Regions from separate parts of the Homo sapiens genome. Here all the other regions are linked to region 3. The links are chromatin contacts, found by Hi-C or POLR2A ChIA-PET in ENCODE. All regions are on one chromosome and are shown on one strand. Each heading gives the region's core, a stretch centred on a gene start or an enhancer-like site at or near the end of the contact. The rest is flanking DNA. Distances are from core to core; before and after follow the strand shown. Region 1 overlaps RNGTT (RNA guanylyltransferase and 5'-phosphatase). Region 2 has its middle 330 kb from the start of CNR1. Region 3 holds the start of ZNF292 (zinc finger protein 292). Region 4 overlaps RNGTT (RNA guanylyltransferase and 5'-phosphatase). Region 5 holds the start of NT5E (5'-nucleotidase ecto). Region 6 holds the start of CNR1 (cannabinoid receptor 1). Region 7 overlaps RNGTT (RNA guanylyltransferase and 5'-phosphatase).

What was found. A loop is a pair of places that touch in the nucleus more often than their neighbours do. ChIA-PET counts read pairs that join two places held with the same protein, here RNA polymerase II (POLR2A). Pooled maps may share reads with other maps.
Region 1: a loop to region 3 is called in a map of CD14-positive monocyte, with 4 times the contacts of the local background. The contact joins the enhancer-like site here to the promoter of ZNF292 in region 3. A Hi-C loop is called at or near these places in 2 of 168 maps with a recorded cell type or tissue (CD14-positive monocyte and chondrocyte), 3 of 37 single-sample maps with no recorded cell type and 3 of 50 pooled maps.
Region 2: a pooled map shows a loop between it and region 3 (10-fold over the local background). The contact joins the enhancer-like site here to the promoter of ZNF292 in region 3. A Hi-C loop is called at or near these places in 2 of 37 single-sample maps with no recorded cell type and 4 of 50 pooled maps.
Region 4: a pooled map shows a loop between it and region 3 (4-fold over the local background). The contact joins the enhancer-like site here to the promoter of ZNF292 in region 3. A Hi-C loop is called at or near these places in 3 of 37 single-sample maps with no recorded cell type and 3 of 50 pooled maps. POLR2A ChIA-PET finds 5 or more read pairs at or near these places in 1 of 52 experiments (BJ).
Region 5: a pooled map shows a loop between it and region 3 (6-fold over the local background). The contact joins the promoter of NT5E here to the promoter of ZNF292 in region 3. A Hi-C loop is called at or near these places in 2 of 50 pooled maps.
Region 6: a loop to region 3 is called in a pooled map, with 4 times the contacts of the local background. The contact joins the promoter of CNR1 here to the promoter of ZNF292 in region 3. A Hi-C loop is called at or near these places in 2 of 168 maps with a recorded cell type or tissue (B cell and OCI-LY7), 11 of 37 single-sample maps with no recorded cell type and 6 of 50 pooled maps. POLR2A ChIA-PET finds 5 or more read pairs at or near these places in 1 of 52 experiments (HEK293).
Region 7: a loop to region 3 is called in a pooled map, with 4 times the contacts of the local background. The contact joins the enhancer-like site here to the promoter of ZNF292 in region 3. A Hi-C loop is called at or near these places in 2 of 37 single-sample maps with no recorded cell type and 3 of 50 pooled maps. POLR2A ChIA-PET finds 5 or more read pairs at or near these places in 1 of 52 experiments (BJ).

What each region holds. Positions count from the first base shown.
Region 1 is chr6:88,866,734-88,870,151 of GRCh38, forward strand. The region is part of intron 8 of RNGTT (RNA guanylyltransferase and 5'-phosphatase); the gene reads right to left. Among named protein-coding and RNA genes, the nearest start is that of RNGTT, 95 kb to the right of the region's middle. Within about 2 kb of position 1,783, at least 3 of the 41 ENCODE cell types and tissues checked have a DNase peak (open chromatin) inside an H3K27ac peak, as active enhancers do.
Region 2 is chr6:88,493,092-88,496,150 of GRCh38, forward strand. No RefSeq gene overlaps it. Among named protein-coding and RNA genes, the nearest start is that of CNR1, 330 kb to the left of the region's middle. Within about 2 kb of position 1,405, at least 2 of the 41 ENCODE cell types and tissues checked have a DNase peak (open chromatin) inside an H3K27ac peak, as active enhancers do.
Region 3 is chr6:87,153,852-87,157,012 of GRCh38, forward strand. ZNF292 (zinc finger protein 292) reads left to right here and starts at 1,714. Exons shown (of 8, transcript NM_015021.3): 1 at 1,714-1,908. The coding sequence starts at 1,741. It overlaps LOC124901355 (translation initiation factor IF-2-like), which reads right to left and starts at 1,396. Exons shown (of 2, transcript XM_047419630.1): 1 at 1,125-1,396. RefSeq lists enhancers at 1,252-1,411, 1,682-2,021, 2,533-3,140.
Region 4 is chr6:88,639,942-88,643,371 of GRCh38, forward strand. The region is part of intron 14 of RNGTT (RNA guanylyltransferase and 5'-phosphatase); the gene reads right to left. Among named protein-coding and RNA genes, the nearest start is that of RNGTT, 320 kb to the right of the region's middle. Within about 2 kb of position 1,735, at least 3 of the 41 ENCODE cell types and tissues checked have a DNase peak (open chromatin) inside an H3K27ac peak, as active enhancers do.
Region 5 is chr6:85,448,093-85,451,338 of GRCh38, forward strand. NT5E (5'-nucleotidase ecto) reads left to right here and starts at 1,991. Exons shown (of 9, transcript NM_002526.4): 1 at 1,991-2,386. The coding sequence starts at 2,048. RefSeq lists a silencer at 1,784-2,053.
Region 6 is chr6:88,164,851-88,168,234 of GRCh38, forward strand. CNR1 (cannabinoid receptor 1) reads right to left here and starts at 1,497. Exons shown (of 2, transcript NM_016083.6): 1 at 953-1,497. RefSeq lists silencers at 1,174-1,853, 1,914-2,353, 2,424-2,623.
Region 7 is chr6:88,661,367-88,664,513 of GRCh38, forward strand. All of the region lies in intron 14 of RNGTT (RNA guanylyltransferase and 5'-phosphatase), which reads right to left. Among named protein-coding and RNA genes, the nearest start is that of RNGTT, 300 kb to the right of the region's middle. Within about 2 kb of position 1,310, at least 2 of the 41 ENCODE cell types and tissues checked have a DNase peak (open chromatin) inside an H3K27ac peak, as active enhancers do.

The DNA of each region.
Region 1 (3,418 bases), core at 533-3,032, 1.7 Mb after region 3:
TTAAGACACATCTTAAAGATTCAAATTGAATAAAGTTGGTTTAACAAATGAGCTGCCATCTATTTAGGGGAAGAGGAAGATTTCTCTTGGTTTTAAGTATTTCCTTATGCTGAAAAATATGACTTTATCGGATTAAAAATTAAAAGTCCACCCTTACTAACTAGGTATGGGACCTTGTAAAAACCACTTGGTCTCTCTAGCTTTGATATCCTCATCTATAACCTGAGAAAACGGAGTCAATTCTTGCTACTTACAATGTGGTCCCTGGACCAATAGCATTAGCATCTCCTGGAAACTTGTCAAAAATGCAGAATCTTGGGCCCCAGCCTAGACTTTCTGAATCAGAATTAGCATTTTAACAAGATTTCCAGGTGATTCACATACACATAGAATTGTGAGAAGCACTAGACTAAATAACCTCAAGCCACCCTTAACACTCAAATTGCAAAAGAAAATAGAAAAGCCAGGGCCAGGCATGGTGGCTCACACCTGTAATCCCAGCACTTTGGGAAGCCAAGGCAGGCAGATTACCTGAGGTCAGGAGTTTGAGACCAGCCCGGCCAACATGGTGAATCCCCATCTCTACTAAAAATACAAAAATTAGCTAGGCATGGTGGCACACACCTGTAGTCTCAGCTACTCAAGAGGCCGAGGCACAAGAATCGCTTGAACCTGGGGGGCAGAGGTTGCAGTGAGCCGAGATCATGGCACTGCACTCTAACCTGGGCAACAGAGAAAGACTCCATCTCAAAAAAGAAAAAGAGAGAGAGAGAATGAAAATGGAAAGCCTGACAGCAGATGTCCAAAAAAAGCAAAAGAATTTTAAAAATTCTTTTAATCTGAAAAAAAAAGTTTTCACTGAAGAATCTGTCCAAAAGTTATATTCAATAGATTTTCTCTTCTTAGCTATAGAAATGTGCTTGTTTTGATCCTAACTAGGATTAAAAAGAGCAAAGAGTACTAGAAGAAGAAGAAAAGAAAAACTAAGTATGATCACAAGTTAATTCTAATCAGTCTTCTAATTTTCACATTTTATATTATGCAACCTTTGAAATTCACTATTGGCTAGACTCATTGAATGAATGCTAAAAGTAAGCTACTTTGAGTAAAATTTTCACTAAGTCCCAAAAAAGGTTCACCTAACAGTCTTTTAATTATACTGAAAATGGGAAATAAAGTGTTGGGAAGGATGACTGGGAGAGAATTACTATAGGGTTTTCCTGTGCCTCCGGCTGGGAAAGCCCCTTAGGCTTAGCTTTCTGTGCCATCACAACCTTTTTCTTCCTCCAGTCACATAAGTAGGTGAAGTGCTTCCTCTTCCACTGCCACAGCAACTATTCCTCAGAGTGTTCATTTCCCTGCCTTCTGTATCACTATGGAAAATAGTCTCTTACCACACTCTTTACCTGATTTCCAAAAAAAAAAAAACAGCTCTTTTAAGGCCTCAAAGGCTATGGGGCTAACCAACTGACTCAGCAAATCAGGTGGTCCTAAACTTCAAGAAGATTGAGATAAAGGATCTCCCATTTTAATAGCCTCCTAAGAACAATTCAAGGAGTGGGAGTTGACATCATAGTCAAAGTTTAAATCAGAAGCTTATGGCTTAGCAATCATTAAAACTCTGACATGCTTCAAAATATAAACAAAGGGTTTATGCAGCCACCAGTGTAACAATTTTCTCATAAGCACCTAACTGCCTTAACTGTAAGAGCTTACAAAGATTGTGGATTTATATCAATTATTAATCAGGTCGGTCCAGCTCAGGCTGTTTCTACCTCATGACTTTCTTCACATTGCTCCCCTCACCCCTGTTACTCATCCTTCACTCATCATCCTCCTAAGAACTCCCACATTATTAGAGTCTATGTCATGTCATTTATATGCAATTATACTTCATATTGTTCATTAGATTTTGACCTATTTTAGGGCATGAACCACATCTTCAATTTTCTTTTCTTAAATACACACAAACTCTTTTTCCTTTTAAAACTTTACTGCCATTGAAATTGACCACATATCAAAATATTGTATTTGGCAGCTCTGAGTGTGTAGTCAAAACAGCAGCCATTTAAAACTTGTCAGAAATTAGGAATTTCCTTTAAAGCAAGCACCATCTTTTTCATACTCTCATGTTATTTCTATAGAACAATGAACATTTTCAGAAAAAAATTTTACTGAAAGGGATTTTAATAATCTACAAGAAACTTGAAATAAATTTACTTTTAACACAGGCATTATACTTTACCATAAATATTTTACTATAAAGATCACCCATTATTTTAAATTTAGAAATGTGCTAATAACACAATTAAGGTATTTTTAAGAAAGAGAATTAAAAACACATGTAGAAGATGTACAACATGATGATGCTTGATTTTATTTAATATTGCTTCATGCACAAAGGAAAAATCTAAATAACAAAACCGTATCTAAGTGCACCAAATGTTTTAAGAGAGTTGTAATTTCTCCATTTACTGGTATCAAACATAAAATTAGATCAAGTTAGGAAAAATTTTAAAGCTCACTGTCATGCAAAAAGTACAGATTGAGATCTGAAACTTCAAGTCATAAGAAGCTTCCTCACAGGAGTTATAGCAGTTTATAAAGGAGAAAGTATTTTGACCTTTTTCGTGACTGGCCATTAGACACTAACATTATTCTAATGCAAGTGGAGCTGTTTATATTTGTCTATAGCTGATTGGTTTAATTTCACTGAATCATGCTGGCAAAGATGTAAACCTCATGCTTTGTGGTTCTTTTATAAGTAGAGATAGTGTTTCAGGGGAATCAGAATGACTTGAGTTTGGGTTACAGGGTTATAGGCAGTTGGCCTTGGGATCTATCTAAACTGTGACCTCCATTTTTATTTTCCTTTTAACACTAGTAAGTAATTCTTAATGAATCAAACTATTAGAAATTAACTGGTTGCTACTAGTCTTTGTTCAAGTTCACATAAAAGTACCAGGAGAAATCCTAGAAGCACCAATTTCAACAGCTAATACTACTGAGACTATAAAAATAAATATATTATGGACTCATAACATTAAGGCAACTACCAAGGCCACATCATAGAGCAGTCTCAAAGTTCAGCTGCTTAAAGGCTGTAATTTATGCAGCAATTTGATTTGTTCTAGTTATATATTATATCCTGCAACTCTAGCCAGTAGTTTACATTCTATCAGGCTGACATAAGATGTAAAAGACCTAAATGCCATTCTAGATAATTCATAGGGAGACAAAATTTAGTTTTCTGCCCATGCAAAAGTATTTTAAAAATTAAATTTCTAAATTCAAAAATGTTACTAAAATAAAATGAGTCCAAGGAAGCTCACCTGCCAGCAAAAATAGCAGCAACATTAAATCTGGGCTGAAAGCCAGAGTGATACTATACTAAGATGGGCCACCTATATAATCTTCA
Region 2 (3,059 bases), core at 155-2,654, 1.3 Mb after region 3:
CTCAGGAATGAGTTTTATACAGTGGGCCTCAGTTGGTATTGGTCACATTAAAAGTGTGAAACTTATTTACAGATGGTATAATTGCTTAACTAAAAAACTAATAAACTTCATTAAAACTATTAGAATTAATAAGAGAATTTGGCAAAGAGGCTAAAGATAAGATAAATATACAAAACTGTGAAGCTTTTCCCTAGACTAGCAGTGACCGATTTGAAATGGAAACAGAAACAATAATTCCATCCTCATTAGTAATGAAAGCATGGAAGGGCTGGCCACCTCTCCTCCAGGAGGCTTACTGCACATTCAAGTAAAGTACTCAGGACTATGACACTGATCTGATAGCTTCCCAACCTTCCATCAGGCTCTCAGGACTAGTCCCAGCCTACTGTATATCAGTCCCCTTCAGAAACCCAAGGCTTCCCATTAGCAGTTATATGGATCTCTCAGCCCCCACACTATACTGAACAAGCCTAATCCCATCCAACACCCCTCCCTCCCCAATGTTTTCCCTGAGCTCTGTAAAACTCTTAGTCTGTGATCAGAAACCTAATTTCTGAATGGTTGTCCACCAAGCATGCCTCCCCTGCAGCCCTCTGACAAAGAGGCTATTTTTCACCCCACTTCATGTTCCTCAGGGCCAGGAAGGAGGCAAGCCTATTTCTTATTCACCATTGCCTTTTCCCACTCTGAGGCCACCACTACATAGCTTCTCTTTCTTCAAACCTCTTACTCCTTCCCCCCAAACTCTCATCTGAAGACCGCATCTTATACGTAATTGAGGGAATAAGAGTCATCACTAAAAAGTCCCCCTTCACAGTCTAAATAAAGAAACCAGTGGTTCTCAACCAAGGGAAATTGTTCTCCCCAGGGGACATCCAGCAATGTCTAGAGACATTTTTGATTGTCACAACTGGAGGAGGTGGCTACTACTGGGATATCTTAGCCAGGCATGCTGCTAAATATCCTACAACAGACAGCCCCCAACTACAAAGGACTATCTAGCCCAGAATGTCAATAGTGCCAAGGCTGAGAAGCCCTGGTATAGACGAAACTGCCCAGGCACCCCTTTTATCTCTTACTCCAATGAAGAAGTGTCCCTGCTCCCCTAAAAGCTGGTTATCTCTCATTCTCAAGGACCTTCCTCCTGATATCACCCCCTGCTTCTCTCTCTCTCCCTCTCTCTATATATATATGTATCTTCAGTTCTCCCTCTCTATTATGTATATTCAATTATTCAACAAAAATTACTATATGCCAAACACTCTTCTAAGTGCTGAGGACACAAAACAGATGAAAATTCTTGCCCCTGTGAAACTTATATTTTAAGAGAGGAAATGATCAACATTATAAGTAAGTAAACTATACAGTATTAGTGGGGAGTTAAAAAGAAAAAAACAGGAAAGAGGAACAGAAAGTATGTGGCAGAACAGGGGGTTAAATTTTAAATAGGTGGCTGGGGAAGGACATCCTGATATGCTGAAATTTGAGCTAAATCCAGAAGAAAATAAGGAAAATATTTACCCAAATATCTGGGGAAAGAGCATCCTAAGCAGTGGGAAAAATAAGTGCAAAGAGAGAGAGAGAGCCTGGCTTGGGGTTTGTCTGGTGGGTACAAGGAACAAAGAGAGGCTATGGCAGTTAAAGCAGATTGACCAAGGGGAGAGCTGTAGAAGATGAAGTCAGAGAGGTAGTGAGGGTGAAATGGGGTATAATTTTGGCTTGTACTCATCTAAGTGAGATAGAGAAACTTCAGAGGATTTGAACAAAGGATTTCATCATTTGACTTTCACTTCAACACAAGGGTCAACAAACTACAACCAGCAGGACACCGCTTGCTTTTTTTTGAGACGGAGTTTTGCTCTGTTGCCCAGGCTGGAGTGCAGTGGTGTGGTCTCAGCTCACTGTAACCTCTGCCTCCTGGGTTTAAGTTATTCTCCTGCCTCAGCCTGCTGAATAGCTGGGATTACAGGCACGTGCCACCACACTCAGCTAATTTTTGTATTTTTAGTAGAGAAGGAGTTTCACCATGTTGGCCAGGCTGCTCTCAACTTCTGACCTCAAGTAATCCACCTGCCTTGGCCTCCCAAAATGCTGGAATTACAGGCATGAGCCACCACGCCCAGCCCACCACTTGCTTTTATAAGTAAGGTTTTCTTGAAACACAGCCTCATTCATTTCTTTTGTCTCTGGTGGCTTTCAAGCTATAATGGTAGAAGTGAATAGGTGGGACAGAGACGACATGGTCCATAAAACCTGACATACTTACTATTTGGCCCTTTACAGAAAGAGTGGAGAAGAACTCTTTAATAAAGCCAGGAAGCTCAGAAACCATACATGAAAAGATATATTTGACAGCAAAAAAATTCAAATTCATTTAGGAAAAGTTATAAACAAAGTACAGAAACAAATAAGAGATTGGAAAAATATTCATTACAAATAAAACTTTAATATTGCTAATATATTCTCCCTCAGTATCTGTGGGGGATTAGTTCCAGGTTCCCAAGGATTGCTGAAGTCCCTTCTATAAAATAGCATAGTATTTGCATATAACCTACATACATCCTCTTGTATACTTTAAATCATCTGTTGATTACTTCTAATACCTAATATAATGTAAATGCTGTGTAAATAGTTGTTATACTCTATTGTTTTTTATTTAGATTTTTTTTATTCTTGTCTTGTCATTTTTTTCTTTTTTAGTTTTTGGAATACTTTCTAATCATGGTTGGTTGCATCTGCAGATGTGGAACCCGAGGATACAGAACACTGACTGTACACAAAAAAAGTCCCTACAAATTGATAGAAAACAACCCAAAAATCCAGGAGGAAAAAACAGGCAGGGGATATGAACAAGCAACTCACAGAAGAGAAAATGCAAATAGCCGATAAACATATTAAAAGATGCTCAGCATCACTGGTGGTCAGATAAATACAAAGTAAAACCACAAGAAGACACCATTTACCACTTCAAAATGTAAGAGAGCAATAACAGTTAGTGCTGACTGGGATGCAGGGGAACAGGCACTTCCTTCCACTAAGGGTGGGAATGTGATTATGTC
Region 3 (3,161 bases), core at 464-2,963:
TGAACTGAAAATATTAAAAATCATTAGCTGCCTTAATTGTTCCTTTTTCAACTCAGTGATACTATTATATCCTCTCTTCTCAGCCTTTGAATGTACTTCCCAGTCTCTTCCATGAGTAAACATTTGAAGATTAAACATTTGAAGATTCTACCTTGTTAATATGTAATATTAACTGATACTGTTTTTCATAAGGGGTTTAACTGTGCCTGGTCACCTTATATAATGCCGCTTTAAAAACATCACCATCACTGATGCGTTATAAAACATTTATTCTGGACAACATAGTATGTAGAACACTTTCCATTAATTACTAGAAATCTTTTGAAGAGGACGCTGCCCACAATGGGAAGTATTTTTATTTTAGATCCTTGTACTAAAAAAATATACTTCACTCAGAGTAAATGAAAAGACTGGGTGCCTCATCAATATCATTGTTTCTAAATTTCTGTAGACTATTCAGTTGCAAGAGAGATAGGTCTTTTGTCTAATGCTCTAACGGTAAAAAAAATATTAGTTTTATTAAGAACTTTAGGGTTAAGCTCTTGGATTTTTGTAGCACCTCTTCTACTCTTTTGTTCAAGTGCCAAGTATTAATTCTTTTCAGCTTGTAAGTAAAATGTGGTTCAGAATGCTACCTCTATTTGTAGCATTAGGAAAAAAAAATGCTGTAGATATTTATAATAATTCTCGACAATATTGTTTTATTTTAGCATCAATTTCCTCTCCTCCGTTATGATTTTTAATGGAGTCCTTATTGGTGTTTTTTTTTTCCTTGACCTACTTTCTTTTCAATAGCTTTCATATATAGCCTGTTGTCATTGTTGGTGATTTCTGTAGAGTGTAGTAGAGTCTAAATCACGGTGAAACAGAGTAGTTAGTTATCACTTATTCTAGAAATGTTTTCGTGGTTTAAAAGTCATCTGGTCTGTTCATATTCTGACTTCTTTTAAACTATGCTTTTCATGAATTTGCTCCGTTCTCCAGACTGAGGATTGAACCTCATTCTGCTCTGACCCAATTGTTCTTTTCCTTTGTTGCCTCCACCCCCTAGAGAATGTGTTTCCAGGGGACAGGCGTTCTTGGTGCTGAAGAGGAGGAGAGTCAAGTGAGACGAGATCTGGTACCTCACGCACTAGATCCCTCCTCTCCGGCCTGGTGAGAAGTCAGAGACAATTTTGACAGTTCATAGTCCTGCCTTGGCTCTCACGCTTGCGGTCCATGGGCGGGTTTTACCTTCTCTCTCTTCCTCTGCTTCTGGCCTGCTTACAGGCCAACAGCAAATGCAGCCATTGCCCGAGACCACTCAGAACTCTCCCTGTGCCATCCTCTTGGGGAACAGGAGGATATGTCCGTAGAAGACTTCGTGGACTGGGGAAAGCCACGCCGGGATCGGGACGCCGGAGAGGGTCGCCCCTCCCTAGGCTTTTTCCCGTCGCGGCGCCCACGTGACCGAGAGCAGGCCTTCACCAGCCCGCCCCTTTCGGCCGCTGCTGCCCACTTCCCGCTCGGGGTAAGTAAACCGCCGTTTTCCGCACCGCCCCAACCCCGCCCTTCTCCTTTCCCCTTGCCTTCACCTCCCTCGGGCTCTCTCGCGCCACTCTCCCCACCCCCATATCTTCCCCATCGGGCCCTTTGTACGTGCTCGGCGCCGTGCAAGCGCGCCCGGCACGTGACCCCGCCGAACGTGGCATTGTGTTATCACGTGACCCAGGTGCGTACGCGACGGAGCGGGGTGTGAAGATGGCGGACGAAGAGGCCGAGCAGGAGAGGTTGAGTTGCGGCGAAGGCGGCTGCGTCGCGGAGCTGCAGCGCCTGGGCGAGCGGCTCCAGGAGCTGGAGCTACAGCTGCGGGAGAGCCGGGTACCGGCCGTGGAAGCGGCCACCGACTACTGTCAGCAGCTGTGCCAGGTGAGGGCGCCCGGTGGTCCCCTCCCCCTTTCCCCAGCTAGAGGGGGAAGAGGGCGAGCGAGCGCTAGGCGGCCGAGAGGTGGTCGCCGCTTCCTTGGCATCATCGGCGCCTCCGCCTGGGTGGGAGCGGGAGTAGAAGGAAGGCGCCTTTGTGTGGCTGCAGTTGTGGCGGTTGTTGTCGTCTGCAGCTCCTGGCTGGGGGAAGGGAGTTGCGGTCAAGGCGGAAAATCCCCCCTCCCCTTTCCTTCCCTGAACTCGGGACTGCGCGGTCCCCGCGGCTGAGGAAATGTACACGGTGCGGATTGGAGAGAGTAGGAGAATGGAGGCCAGGTTCTCTTCCTCCTCCTCCTTTTATTGTGCACTGGGGATTACCGCGCCTCCCGCCTCTGCGCCTCTGCTTCCCACTCCGACGGGCCTCCGCCCCCACTGGTTTGATTCCTTTGCCTTCCCCTGCTTTCATCCGTCCCGCCCCCCAGCCCCGGCCCTGTCCTGGCTGTCTCCGGGCCTTTGTTGTTCGAGTTTCGCCTTAGGACTGAAGGGGCCTTTGTTGATGTTCGGAGGAGCAGTCCCCGCCGACCCCTTCTAGTTGAGCTAGACGTTCGGGAGGGGGTGCTTGGCGGAGGTTGTCCCCTCCTGCCCATACTTGCTTGCTTGGTGCATCACTTCTGTGGTAAAGCTTTATCTCCTTAGTGTAGAGGAGCTGTGCCTGTACATCTGTCTCAGGTTGAGTGTCCTTTTGGGGCGGTTTTTCCAGAGTCCGTTTCTCATTTGCTTTCGCCCTTCGAGGAGTATGATTTCCACTATCCTTTCTGTCCCGATCACCCCCTCACCCCTGTTTCTTGGAGTCCTTCCTATTTGGCTTCCTGATGAAGTGGGAGAAGACTGAGGTTCATGTGGATCTGTGCTTTGGGTAGTTTCAAATCTTTTCTTTGCTTGCCCAAGGGCACTGCTCACCAGTGACTGCATTCTAACCAGAATTTGGAATGTTAATAACACTGTTTGCTAGTGATGAAAATCATTTCATCCATGGTGAAAATCGGAGAGTTTGGGACTACATTTGCACTTCATTACGAGCCTTACACTTAGGTTTAAAATTTCAAGGTAGTGTTGCTGGCTCTGGTGAAGACTTTGATTTGATTGTCTTGAGGAGGAAAAAGAAGACACAATTTACACAGGTCATATTTAGAGTTAACTTGTGAGTGTATCATTACAGAGAATTCGTTTTGGAAAAATACTGATCTTAACGTAGAACA
Region 4 (3,430 bases), core at 485-2,984, 1.5 Mb after region 3:
CGTGGCTTAAAAATGACTTCAATCAGGGAGGCCTTCTGTGACTCATTAGACAGGGCTAGCTACCCTTGCTCTCCATCTGAAGAGTCCCCTTATTTTCCTTATCATTGTATTAGTCAATCCTGAAGTATTTATTCAATTAGCAGCCCCTATGCTGTAGACATTAAACTCCATAAAGGCAGGGACCATTTCAGTCTTATTCACCACTTGAATCCCAGTGCCTATCAAAGTACTTGGCACATAAAGATGCTTAATGAATGTCAGTTTAATGAGTGAATGATGCATAACATGTGGTAGGTATTAATTAAATGTCATTTATCGAGCAATAAAGGCCAGTGCAGTGGCTCATGCCTGTAATCCCAGCACTTTGGGAGGCCAAGGTGGGAGGATAACTTCAGCTCAGGAGTTTGAGACCAACATAGGCAGCATACCGAGACCCTGTCTCTACAAAAAAAAAAAAAAAAAATCCAGGCATGGTGGCATGTGCCTGTAGTCCCAGCTACTCGAGAGGCTAAGGTAGGAAGATCTCTTGAGCCTGGGAGATAGTGCAGTGAACTATGATCACACCACTGCACTCCAGCCTGGGTGACAGAGTGAGACCTTGTCTCAAAAAAAAAAAAAAGAAAAGAAAAAAAAAAAAGAGCAACAAAAATAACTGGATCTGAGGTGATGTTGAAATTGTCAATTTAACTGCCCAGTAGGCAGCTGAAGATTCAAAACTGAGGTTTTAAAAAAGAATGAGGATTGAGGATTAGAGGTGAAGAATTAAGAGTCATCTGCATATTATTATTCCAGTTACAAATGACCATGACAAAGCTGTGACATTACAGTTCACCTATTTCTGAATATGTATTACATGTATATTCAGGAGAACTTAACACTATATATTTATGTTGTAAGCTCCCAAAATAAAAATTTGGATAAGGTCCCTATTAATGGAAAGAAGTAGATGAAACTATTCTTTAAGAGATTCCTCTGCATAGTATAATAAGCTGCTTGGGTTATTTTCATACCTAATAATGTATTTCTTCTATGAGACTCCCTAGAATCTGCCATTACCATGTTTCCAGTTGGATAAAAAGCTCCCAGTTCATATTAATACTGCTGTGTTAAGACGACCGGCCGGGTGCGGTGGCTCATGCCTGTAATCCCAGTACTTTGGGAGGCCAAGGCGGGTGGATCACAAGGTCAGGAGTCTGAGACCAGAGTGGCCAAGATAGTGAAACCCTGTCTCTACTAAAAATACAAAAATTAGCCAGGCACGGTGGCGGGCGCCTGTAATCCCAGCTACTCAGGAAGCTGAGGCAGGAGAATCACTTGAACCCATGAGGCGGAGGTTGCAGTGAGCTGAGATGGCGCCACTGCACTCTAGCTTGGGCAACAGAGTGAGACTCTGTCTTAAAAAAAAAAAAAAAAAAAAATAACCATGGTGAAGCTGAAATATACTGTAAGCATGATTATATACCATAAACACTCAGGTACCACAGATGAGCTCCGTGCTGTAGAGACAAGCAAAGGATCTAAATCTGCAGAATGACTTAATAGAGGAATGTGGATTATAAATCACACTACACTATTACTGCTAAGACAAAAGTGAAAATTCCAGTAAAGCACTGACAGACAAAATAGAAAGCAGAACTGATTCAGTCATTTGGGTGGAGAGACTTGAATTTACAATGAGTACAAGCTAAGTTGGAAAGAGAAGTATTTTAAGTTTCAAACCTGTTTTTCATCACTTGGTATGGCTGTGAGTGACAGTAACAAAGACTCCAGCTGCTGCCACAGTGAAGAAAGGGAGATTTTTGAGTAAAGGCAGCAGACTCATTGAAGAAAAGAAACCACTGTAAATGAAACAACACTCTTTCTGAGCATAACTGCAGCTGCTTTTTGTCATCTTGGCTGTATTCACACATACACAGCCAGTATACAGTAGCATCACATTCAAATATTTACGATCACAGGAGAAGTATATGTATTTAAAAGAAATAAAAAGTAAGTCTGTAGGTCTTTTAAACATACAAACACTGGCACTACTAGAGTGTTAATAGTGCCTTAAGGAACACACAGAAGAATTAGCTACCTTGTCATTTGAGAGAGAGAGAGAGAGAGAGAAAATAGGAATGTAATGTCAGTGAATCAAAGTACTATATCTTTCTCCAGGAGGGTGTAGAGATACCTTTAGGCTCACAGGTCAAAGCTTATGGATGTATATAATAGGATGCAAGGAACTGCCAGAATTTGACCTTGAGAAATGACAGCTGACAGCAAATCACTAACTACAAAAATATACTAATCATGGACCACTTTTCAAGGCAGTAACTGACTTAAGGACATTTAACAAATCCTGAGGCCACTGCCTTATTAAAGCACACAGCAAGAGCCTAATATGATACCCCAAATAAATGTTATATAAATTACAGAACACTTTAAGAAGGTAGGGATACTTCTAACATATCAAAGGGAAAATTTTACATAAATGCTTGCTTTAAAAAGCTACAGGGAAAATACTTCATTAAATGATGATGTTGGATAACTGAAGTAAGTATATACAGTCTGACATTTCTATAGAGGTTCTTCTTTAAAATGCACTCTTGCATGTGCTGGCTCCCGTGAAATACCTGACATTCTCAAATGTAAGTCAGCAATATTTATACAAGAACAGTGTCATAAGAACAAAAAGGGTGGGGTTGGAAAGGCAGAAAAACCTGAGTTCTAATCTCAATTCCATCATTTGCTGAATTTATGACCATGGGCAAGTTATTTAACCTCTCTGAGTTTCCATTTTCTCACATGAAAATAAAAGCAATATTTACTTAGTAAGACTGCTATAAACACTAGAAGGTATAATATGTCTTAGGCACATAATATGTGCTCAATAAAAATGATTTATTTTGCCTATTTATAAAAATACTTTTTCTTCTATACCTAGTACAATTAAAGTCATGTAATTGTTTATGCCAGAGCTAAGTTTGAAAAAATTATCTTTGATCTCAACGCAAATGTCTAACCTTGAAAATAATGTCAAAGATTATTATTTCCAAAAGGGAAGTACAAATGCGCCTTGACTTACAATACAGTTACATCCTGCTTAGCCCACTGTAAGTTGAAAATATCATTAAGTCAAAAATGCATTTAATACACCTAACCTACCTAACCTCACAGCTTAGCATAGCCTACCTTAAGTGTGCTTAAGACACTTACATTAGCTTACATTTGGGAAAAAAAATCATCTAATATAAACCCTAATTTATACTTCCTGTTGACCAGGTCTGAAAAAAAAAGGACACACACAAAAGAGAGCATAAATCCTATTTTATAACAAAGTGTTGAATGTCTCATATAGTTTACTGAATATAGTACTGAAAGGGAAAGAACGATTGTATGGGCACGGAAAGCACAGTTCTACTGAATGTATATTACTTTCACACCATCA
Region 5 (3,246 bases), core at 741-3,240, 1.7 Mb before region 3:
AATGAGGACAAAGGGAATGTGTGAGGAACAGTGGAAGGTAAAGTTGGCTGGATAAAATGAGACTTCAAAATGCCAGTTTGCGAAGCTTGAACTTGGTGCAATAAACAATCAAAGGCCATTTTAGATGTATATGAAAACAAATGGCATGGAAATGATATTGAAGCAGAAATCTGGTAGCATCCCCAGAACAGGAATTTCAGAAACTATTGCAGTGGCTTAGGTTTAAAAGACAAGAAACAACAAATGATCAGTTCCCCAGTGATCAGTGATAGGTCATGTTGATACCGTGTACCCACAGATACCAGGCAATGAGAAAGGCACATAATCTCTGTAGCATTCTTCCTAAACATCCACAGCTTCAGTCCAATCATGAGAAAACATCAGACAAACCCAAACTGAGGGATAGTATACAGAAACCAGTACTGTTCAAAAGTGTCAAGGTTTTTGAAGACAACTGACTGAGAAACTGTCACAGATTAGAGGAGGCTAAGAACACAGGAAAACTAACTGCAATATGGTATCCTGAATTGGGTCCTGGAATAGAAAACGGACATTAGTGGAACAGTTGGTGAAATTAAAATAAAATCAGTAACACAGTTAATAGTTTCGTATCACTGTTAAGTTTTTAGTTTCATTGGTTATATAAGCTGTTAACATAAGGCAATATGGGTGATGGGTATGTGGGAACTCCCTTTATTACCTTTGCAACTTTTCTGTAAGTCTAAAATCATTCTTTTTTTAAGTTAAAACAGCAAAACTACCAGTTCTTTTACCTGCTTCTAGCAGGTGCTCAAAGAGGGACAGAGCAAAACCTTGCAAAGCATGACATTAGAGGGTGTCCCAGAAGCAAGGGTCTTCTGTAGCCCCAGGCACTGCTGCTCCCAAACTGCATGGCCTTTCTTGGCAAATGATTTACAATCTCCGAACCTCAGGTCAATGTCTTAAAAACGGGCACAGAATGTCTTTTCAACAAATGGTACTAAGAAAACTGGATATCCACATGAAAAAGAGTAAATGTGGACTCATACCACATATGAAAATTAACTCAAAATGGATTAAAGGTCTAAGAGTTTAAATTATAAAACTCTTAGGAGAAAACATAGAGGAAAATCTTCCTAACATTGTATTTGGCTATGACTTCACTGCGACACCGAAAGCACACGCGACAAAATAAAAATAAAATAAAATAAAATAAGACCAGAAAAGCAAAGAAGGGCAGCATCCCTTCCCGTCCTGATAGCTGCCGGATTTTACCCCAATCGTGTTTCTGCTTCCAGGAGCTGTCCGCGCGTCGCCTCTGTTTTATCACTAAGGTTTTAATTGTGAATAAACAAGGAACTGGATTCGAATGATTTCTTAGTTTCTGAGATTTTTTTGTCTAAGCATCGTAGACTTCGTGCGTTCTCAACCCAACAGGAAGCGTCACATCTCAGTGAGCTTCGGCTCTCACAGCCCGAAACTGCAAGGAGCTCCTCTGCCCGGCCTCTCTTTACTCCTCCTCTCTGCCCCTCAGCTCGCTCATCTTTCTTCCCGCCCCCTCTCTTTTCCTTCTTTGGTTCTTTGAAGTGATGAGCTAGCGCAACCACAAACCATACATTCCTTTTGTAGAAAAACCCGTGCCTCGAATGAGGCGAGACTCAGAGAGGACCCAGGCGCGGGGCGGACCCCTCCAATTCCTTCCTCGCGCCCCCGAAAGAGCGGCGCACCAGCAGCCGAACTGCCGGCGCCCAGGCTCCCTGGTCCGGCCGGGATGCGGCCGGTACCCGCTCCCCGCCGGGAACAACCTCTCCACTCTTCCTGCAGGGAGCTGGTGCCAGCCGACAGCCGCGCCAGGGCCGCTCCGGGTACCAGGGTCGGATCGGGTGACGTCGCGAACTTGCGCCTGGCCGCCAAGCCGGCCTCCAGGCTGAAGAAGGACCCGCCCCGGCCTTGACCCGGGCCCCGCCCCTCCAGCCGGGGCACCGAGCCCCGGCCCTAGCTGCTCGCCCCTACTCGCCGGCACTCGCCCGGCTCGCCCGCTTTCGCACCCAGTTCACGCGCCACAGCTATGTGTCCCCGAGCCGCGCGGGCGCCCGCGACGCTACTCCTCGCCCTGGGCGCGGTGCTGTGGCCTGCGGCTGGCGCCTGGGAGCTTACGATTTTGCACACCAACGACGTGCACAGCCGGCTGGAGCAGACCAGCGAGGACTCCAGCAAGTGCGTCAACGCCAGCCGCTGCATGGGTGGCGTGGCTCGGCTCTTCACCAAGGTTCAGCAGATCCGCCGCGCCGAACCCAACGTGCTGCTGCTGGACGCCGGCGACCAGTACCAGGGCACTATCTGGTTCACCGTGTACAAGGGCGCCGAGGTGGCGCACTTCATGAACGCCCTGCGCTACGATGCCATGGTAAGACCCGAGCCCGCGCCCGGGATAGTAGTCCCGGACTGAGAGAGGAGCCGGGCTGGAAAAGCAGCGGATGGCAGAGTGTGGCAAGCCTAGGTCCAGGGCGCGGAGAGATGTGGGGATAAAGTGAGACTCCGGCCAGTGTGCCAGCTGGATGCATAGAAGTCCCTTGGACGATTCGTCTTAAACGGACGTTATTGCGCCCCCACTATGAGATGGGAGTATTTAGAGGAGCAGGACCCAGTCCTGCCTGCGAGGGGCTTAAGGTGGGGTGCGTAGAAGCACTGACAGTTATCCAGAGCTAGGGACTGAATCGGATCCCTCACGCAGCTCTCATTTACTGCTAGATCTTTCAAAGAATGCTTTATCTCAATCTAGATCTTTCGAAAAATGCTTTATCTCAATCTTATTGAAAGGGAAACCGCGTCGAAGAAGCTGAATAAATTAACAGGCACCATCCCCGCAAAAAGGGAGACGTGATAAGAATGGACACCAGATCTCTTTGACCCCGGAGCTTGAGAGTAATTAAGCTCACAGCTTTGGGGTAGATTCTCTGTTCAATTACCTTCTATGTGACCTTGAGCAAGTTATTTACTCTTTCTTGCCTCAGTTCTATCCTGTATAAAAATAAGGATTATAATTGTACATAGTGCACATAGTGTGGTCTCTATATTATTACCAGACACATAGTGTGGTGTCTATATATGTTGTTATTACCAGACACTATAATATAGGGTTAAGAAAAGGAAAGAAAGAAAGAAAGAGAAAGAAAGAAAGAAACTTCAGAGAGAGCCAAAATGTGGAAAGACTTGGGTTTCAAAGGATTTCAATAAAGTAGGTTTGGCGGCAGAGATTTAGGAAGA
Region 6 (3,384 bases), core at 247-2,746, 1.0 Mb after region 3:
AGGAGAAGTTATGGGACCCACAGAGATATCTTTCAACACCTTTAAAACCAGTAAATCTGTTCTAATCTCTTATTGGATTACATGCCCGAGGAGGCTTACTATATCAGGAAATCAACAACAAAGGCAAGAATAGCACTTATTTGGAGGAAAATAAAAAAAGATGGGAGGCAAAATGATTAATACGTTACTAAACATTTCTTTTGTTTTTTTATCTGTTCAATTTTAAATATCTGAGAGACAATCTATTAAAATCAGAAACATGCATGTTGCTTTTAAACTTCCAAATGACCAAATGACAGTTTCTCATGTCTATTACAGCAAACATATTTTTATTTGAGAGGTGATCCGTTTATGATTTGTAAGCCTTAACAAGAAATGTCTTTTAAAAATGCAACATTAACTTTAGTCATCTAACAGCTAGTTCTGAGTTAAACGGTTCCATCAACATTCAATTTTAGGTATTAGTTACATGGACATTTGTTTTTCCTCAAAGAGAAGTGGTTCCTGTAGCTTTTTATCAAAAGTTTATTATTTGACATACATCTCTTTATATGACATTTACTATTTTACATTAGTCAGTTTCTAGGCTTGCAGCAGAGATCGATGTATTTCCCTGGGAAGACTTAGCTGCTAACATGGTTTATAGGCATTCAGCACCAACTCAAGCGCCCGTTTTTCAAACATGCACAATTACCCATTTTCTACAAACAGACATCAGTGCATACAGAGCCAGGTGCACACACATTCAATAAATAGTAAATGGTAGAAATCTCCAGAAGTAGAACAGATCACAGTTAACAGGCTGGGGCCATACAGCTAAGTAAACACCGACGCACGATTCGCTCACACGGAATAAGAACTCCACGAAGGACACTTGGGGACCACACTGGTCGTACCCGAGGGGGCGGGAGGCGGAAAAAGTATTTCCAAACGCAACTCTGCCAGGTCTTACCCTTCGCATCCCCTGGTCCTCGGGACAGAAGCTCCCTTGGCACCTCTCGCCCAGCTCAGGGGCTGGTTGTCCGCTAGAACGAAATATCCCCCACTGACTACGGAGAGCTCTGCAGGGAGCCGAGGCCCCCGCCCGGGCCAAGGGAAGGCGCTGGCGCCGCGGGAGACAAGAAGAGGCGGAGGCGGAAAAGAAGTGGAGAAGGAAGGGGTGGCAGAGGGAGTAGCGTGCGGGAGGCGGCGCCGGCGCCGGGCTGCTGGCGAGGCGGGGTGGGGTGGAGTGGGGTGTGCCTCCGGCGGGCGGTCAGCAAGTCAGTCCGTCCGAGCGCCGGCGTCCCGGTCTCCAGCGCCCGCCCGCGACAGCGACCGGGACTGGCGCCCCGCTGCTCCGACCGCCGGCGAGCCTCGCCCCTTCCCAGGCTCTTCACTGGGTCCTCCCGCGAGCCCCGCCTGGCCCGGCGTGGGGCCGCCCGTCTCCGCCAGCCCGGGCGCCCGTCGCCTCGTCCCGCTCGCGCAGTCCCTGCCGCTCCCTCCGCTCGCGCTGTCTCTGGCTCCCTCTCGCTCCAGTCCCATTTATGAAGCGCGGTCCCATCACGTGTTAATGAGCCTTTGTCCTGCCCTGGCAGCGGCGGCGGCACAGACCCCGCCGAGGGAACTGCGCGGGGAGGGACCTGAGCGCAGCGCCCGTAGCCCCAAACTTTGCTTGGGGCGGGGGACCCGCCGCGGCGCCAGCCCTGGGGCCAGAGGGGACAAGCCTCTTCGGCCCGCGTCACCTACTTCTCCTCTTCCTCCTCCTCCTCCGCCGCCGCGCTCCCGGAGGCCCCCGCTGCCATGACCTCGCTGTGCTCCCGGATACCCTCACACCCTGACCAGGCCAAGAAGGGGCTGGTGCATGCGCCGCCCACGACCTCGGGGCCATTAATCACACGCTCCCGGGCAGCGCGCATCGCCAACACCTTCCGCGGGGGTCACGTCTGGGGCAGCGGGCTGAGCCGGAAGGGGAAGGGGAGCGGGAGCCCAGAGGCCGAGGCGCGCCGGGCCCGGGGGTGCGGTCTCGCGCCCCCTCCCTCCGCGCAAGGCCGCTCCCGTGGCAGGCGGCAGCGAGCTGGGCCCGGGGCCGGGCTGAGCTTTGGGACCGCGCTGCGCAGCCCCCGAGCCGTTCGCTACCTGGCTGCGGTCGCGCGGCCACCTGTCCTCCGCCCTCGGGGCGCCGCCCAGCTTCGCGCCAGGCGCCTTCTCCAGCGCCCGCCGCCCTTTCCCGGCGAGACCACTCGGGCGCGCCCCGCCCGCCGGTCCCCGATGCAAACAGTTGGGCTCCGTAGGCGGCTGGCTCCGCGCCTCCCGGCCCGGCGCGCCCCCTCCCCGGCCACCCGGGGCCCCGCTCCTCGCACCTTTTCGCTGGAGGAGGACGCCCCACTCCAGGGCCGGACTGGGGGCTCTGGGACTCGGGGGCGGCAGCGGCGGGCGCCTGGGGAGCCGCGGTGTGCTCAGCAGCCGCGGCAGGAATTAGGGGACATGCTCGTTAATTGTTTCCACTATCAGCCGCCGTCTGCCTCCTGTGTGCACGGATCAAACCTTAATTGGTCTTTACATTTATCATGGTGAATTGCGAACCTCCAAACAAGCCTGGGCCGCCGCTTCTGCCGAGGAGGCGCTCCCCTCCCCTCCGCCCCCGGGGCCCTGCAGGGTGTGCGGCGGCGGTCGTGGTTATTTAGACATCTTTATCTCTCGTGAGTTGGATCGGGAGAGGATCGCACGGTTTCCACCTGACGGAGCCACGTCACGTCGGCCACAAGGGCCCCGTGCTGGGCGCTGGGTTCGGTTCCCGGCCGTCCTCTTGTGGCCGCCTTGGCGTTCATTTTATGACACCTTGCCGGTGTTCCCAGACATCATCCCGCACCGCTCCGTTTTACCGACCTCCAGGTCTTCCCGCCCCTGATCAGACCCCAACAGCAACCGTACTATATCTGGACCCTATATTTGAACTACGTGGTGAGAATCTGTGAAAGCGAGCCTCTCAGGGAAAGAAGGAAGATTGTTGAGTTCAAGGTCCTGGAGGAGGGAAGGCTGTAAAACCGTTTTGGAAACGTCAGGCCAAATCGTACAAAGGCTTCCCGCAGAGCACTAGTGCAGTTTTTGAAAATCCCCCTAGACTGCTTTAGACTAGAAGTATTTCCGTCAAGCAAATGACCATTTGACTCCATTGAGAGAGAGAGTCCACCGCTGAAATGATTAAGTCCTACTAGGTGGGTGGTTAGAAAAGGTTATCAATAAAGTTCTGATGGACCCATCGATAGATGGAAGAATGACTGGGAGATAGATAGTAGATGTGGGATTAGTGCTGAGCCTTAACCCTGCTGCTTGGGGAAGGCTCTACTCACAGGCATTTTTAGCCCACCTCCATGGCAGAGACAGCTCCAGCGCAAGATTCAAAGG
Region 7 (3,147 bases), core at 60-2,559, 1.5 Mb after region 3:
ATAAAACGAAATGCTGGTTCCTTGAAAAGGTTAAAAAAAATTGACAGACCGTTAGTGAGATTAACCAAAAAAGAAGAAAGAGAGAAGAATCAAACAAGCTCAAGTAGAAATGAAATGGGAGATACTACAACTGATACCACAGAAATACAAAAAAATCATTCAATGCTACTATGAATAACTTCAGGCACACAAACTAGAAAACCTAGAGGAGAGGGATAAATTCCTGGAAATATACAACCCTCCTAGATTAAACCAGGAAGAAACAGAAACTCTGAACAGACCAATAACAAGTAGTGAGATTGATATAGTAATAAAAAAAATTGCCAACAAAAAAAGTCCAGGACCAGATGGATTCACAGCTAAATTCTATCACATATTCAAAGAGTTGGTACCAATCCTACTGAAACTATTCCAAAAGATAAAGAGGGAATCCTCCCTAAATCATTCCCTGAAACCATTATTGCCCTAATATTAAAACCAGGGAAGGACATAACAAAAAAGAAAACTATAGACCAATATCTCTGATGAACACAGATGCAAAAAATCCTCAACAAAATACTGTGTAACTGAATCCAACAGCATATTTAAAAGGTAATACATCACTTTCAAGTGGCTTTCATACCAGAGATGCAGGGTTGGTTTAACATATGCAAGTTAATAAATGTGATACACCACATAAACAGAATTAAAAACAAAAACCATATCAATGGATCCAGAAAAAGCATTTGACAAAATCTAGCATTCCTTGTGATTACAACCCTAGGCAAAATCGGCATAGAGGAAACACACCTTTAAGGAAGTAGACCACCTCTCCCATTGTCTCCTATTTCATGAGAAAGCAAAAGGTTAAAAGAAGAAGTGAGATCAATAGCCAGATGGCTTGGTGCCAAGAACCGTGCCTGGTAGTTAAACATCAACTCCTGACCTAACCGCTTGTGGATTCCAGACATTGTATGAGGAAGACTTCTGAAACTTTCTGTTCTGTTCTGCTAGCCCCCATCACTGATGCATGTAGCTCTCAGTCACGTAGCCCCCACTTGCACAATGTATCATGACCCTTTCACATGGACCCCTCAGAGTTGTAAGCCCTTAAAAGGGACAGGAATCTTTACTTTGGGGAGCTCAGATCATGAGATGCGAGTCTACCAATGCTCCCAGCTGATTAAAGCCTCTTCCTTCATAAAACCAGTGTCCGAGAGGTTTTGTCTGCAACCATTCCTGCTACATTTCTTGGTTCCCTGACCTGGAAGCGAGGTGATTAGTGGACAGTTGAGGCAGCCTCTTAGGCGGCTTAGGCCTGCCCTGTGGAGCATCCCTGGGGAGGACTCCGGCGAGCTTAAGCAAAGCAGATCCTGGGAGCACTCTCGCGTAGGCAATTGCCCTGGTCAAATGCCTTGCCACAGCAGTGTGCGGCAGACCCCCGTGGAGAATTAACACAGCGGTTGAACACCGGGAAGGAATCGGCGATTGGAGTCTGGACATCTGGAACATGGTAAGACTGGCCTTGGAACTGGCCCACTCCATCTGAGTGGAAGTGTGGGCTGATCACCCACAGCATGGCTTTCTTGGCACTTTGGTTTTGGTTTTCATTTTGACTAGATTTGAACTGTTTTGGTTTAGATTTCACTATTGACTTTTGGATTTGAACTGTTCTGGCTATGATTTCGGCTCTGACTTGGCTCAAATTGCTTGATGAATGAGTAATTCCTTATCCATACTTTGATTTTAGTGTGAATTGCTTGGTGAGTGAGTGACCTTTTGCCCCTTTTTCCCTTCCCCCTTTGTGGTAAGAGTGTTGTTTTGTCTCCTGAGAGAGGAAAATGTGTAAAATACAAAGTAAGCCTACCCTGTTAGGAACTATGTTAAAGAATTTCAAGAAAGGATTCAATGGGGACTATGGAATTGCTATGACACCTGGAAAGCTTAAGGCTTTATGTGAGATAGACTATCCAGCATTAGAGGTGAGATGGCCATCAGAAGGAAGCCTAGACAGGTCCCTAGTTTCAAAGGTATGGCACAAAGTAACTGATAAATCAGGACACCCAGACCAGTTACCATACATAGATACTTGGTTGCAGCTAGTTTTAGACCCCTCACAGTGGCTAAGAGGACAGGCTGCAGCAGTACTAGTAGCAAAGGGACAGATAGCCAAGGAAAAGTCTTGCTCCACCCGCCGAGGGAAGTCAGCTCCTACGGTTCTGTCCGACCCCACATCAGAGGATGCATGGCAGAAATGGCACCAATGGTGCCCCTCCTTACCAAGAAGAGAGGCTCCCCACATCGAAGCCCACAGCCCCTGAGCCTCTGCAAGGTGTGCACACCCCAAGGCCACCTAAAATAGACAAAAGAGGATATGAAGCTTGGGAGAAACCCCTCCCTTGGCAGCTTGCTTGCAACCTAAAACTGGGACACAAATGCCCCTAAGAGAGCAACGGTATACTGGGGTAAATGAGGAGGGGCATATGGTAGGGGTGCCTTTGTGTACCAACCTTTTACCTCTGCCGATCTCCTCAACTGGAAAAATAACATCCCATCCTATACAGAAAAGCTGCAAGCTCTGATTGACTTGCTCCAAACTATTATCCAAACTCATAACCCCACTTGGGCTGATTGCCACCAGTTGCTCATGTACCTCTTTAACACGGATGAGGGAGGAGAGTGCTCGAGGTAGCAACTAAGTGGCTGGAAGAGCATGTTCCAGCTGATTATCAGAACCCCCAAGAGTATGTGAGGATCCAGCTACCAGGAACTGACCCTTAATAGGATCCAAACGAGACAGAGGGTATGCAAAGGCTAATGCGGTATAGGGAAGCACTCTTAGAAGGGTTGAGGAGAGGAGCCCAAAAGGCCACAAACGTAAACAAGGTCTCCGAGGTTATCCAAGGAAAGCAAGAAAGTCCAGTGCAATTTTATGAGAGACTGTGTGAGGCCTATCGCATGTACACTCCCTTTGACCCAGACAGCCCTGAAAATCAGCGCATGATTAACATGGCCTTAGTTAGTCAAAGCGCAGAGGATATTAGGAGAAAGCTGAAGAAACGGGCTGGGTTTGCAGGTATGAATACGTCGCCAATTACTGGAAATAGCCAACCAAGTGTTTGTAAATACAGATGCAGCAAGCCGCAGAGAGAGCCGCAAAGAAGGTGA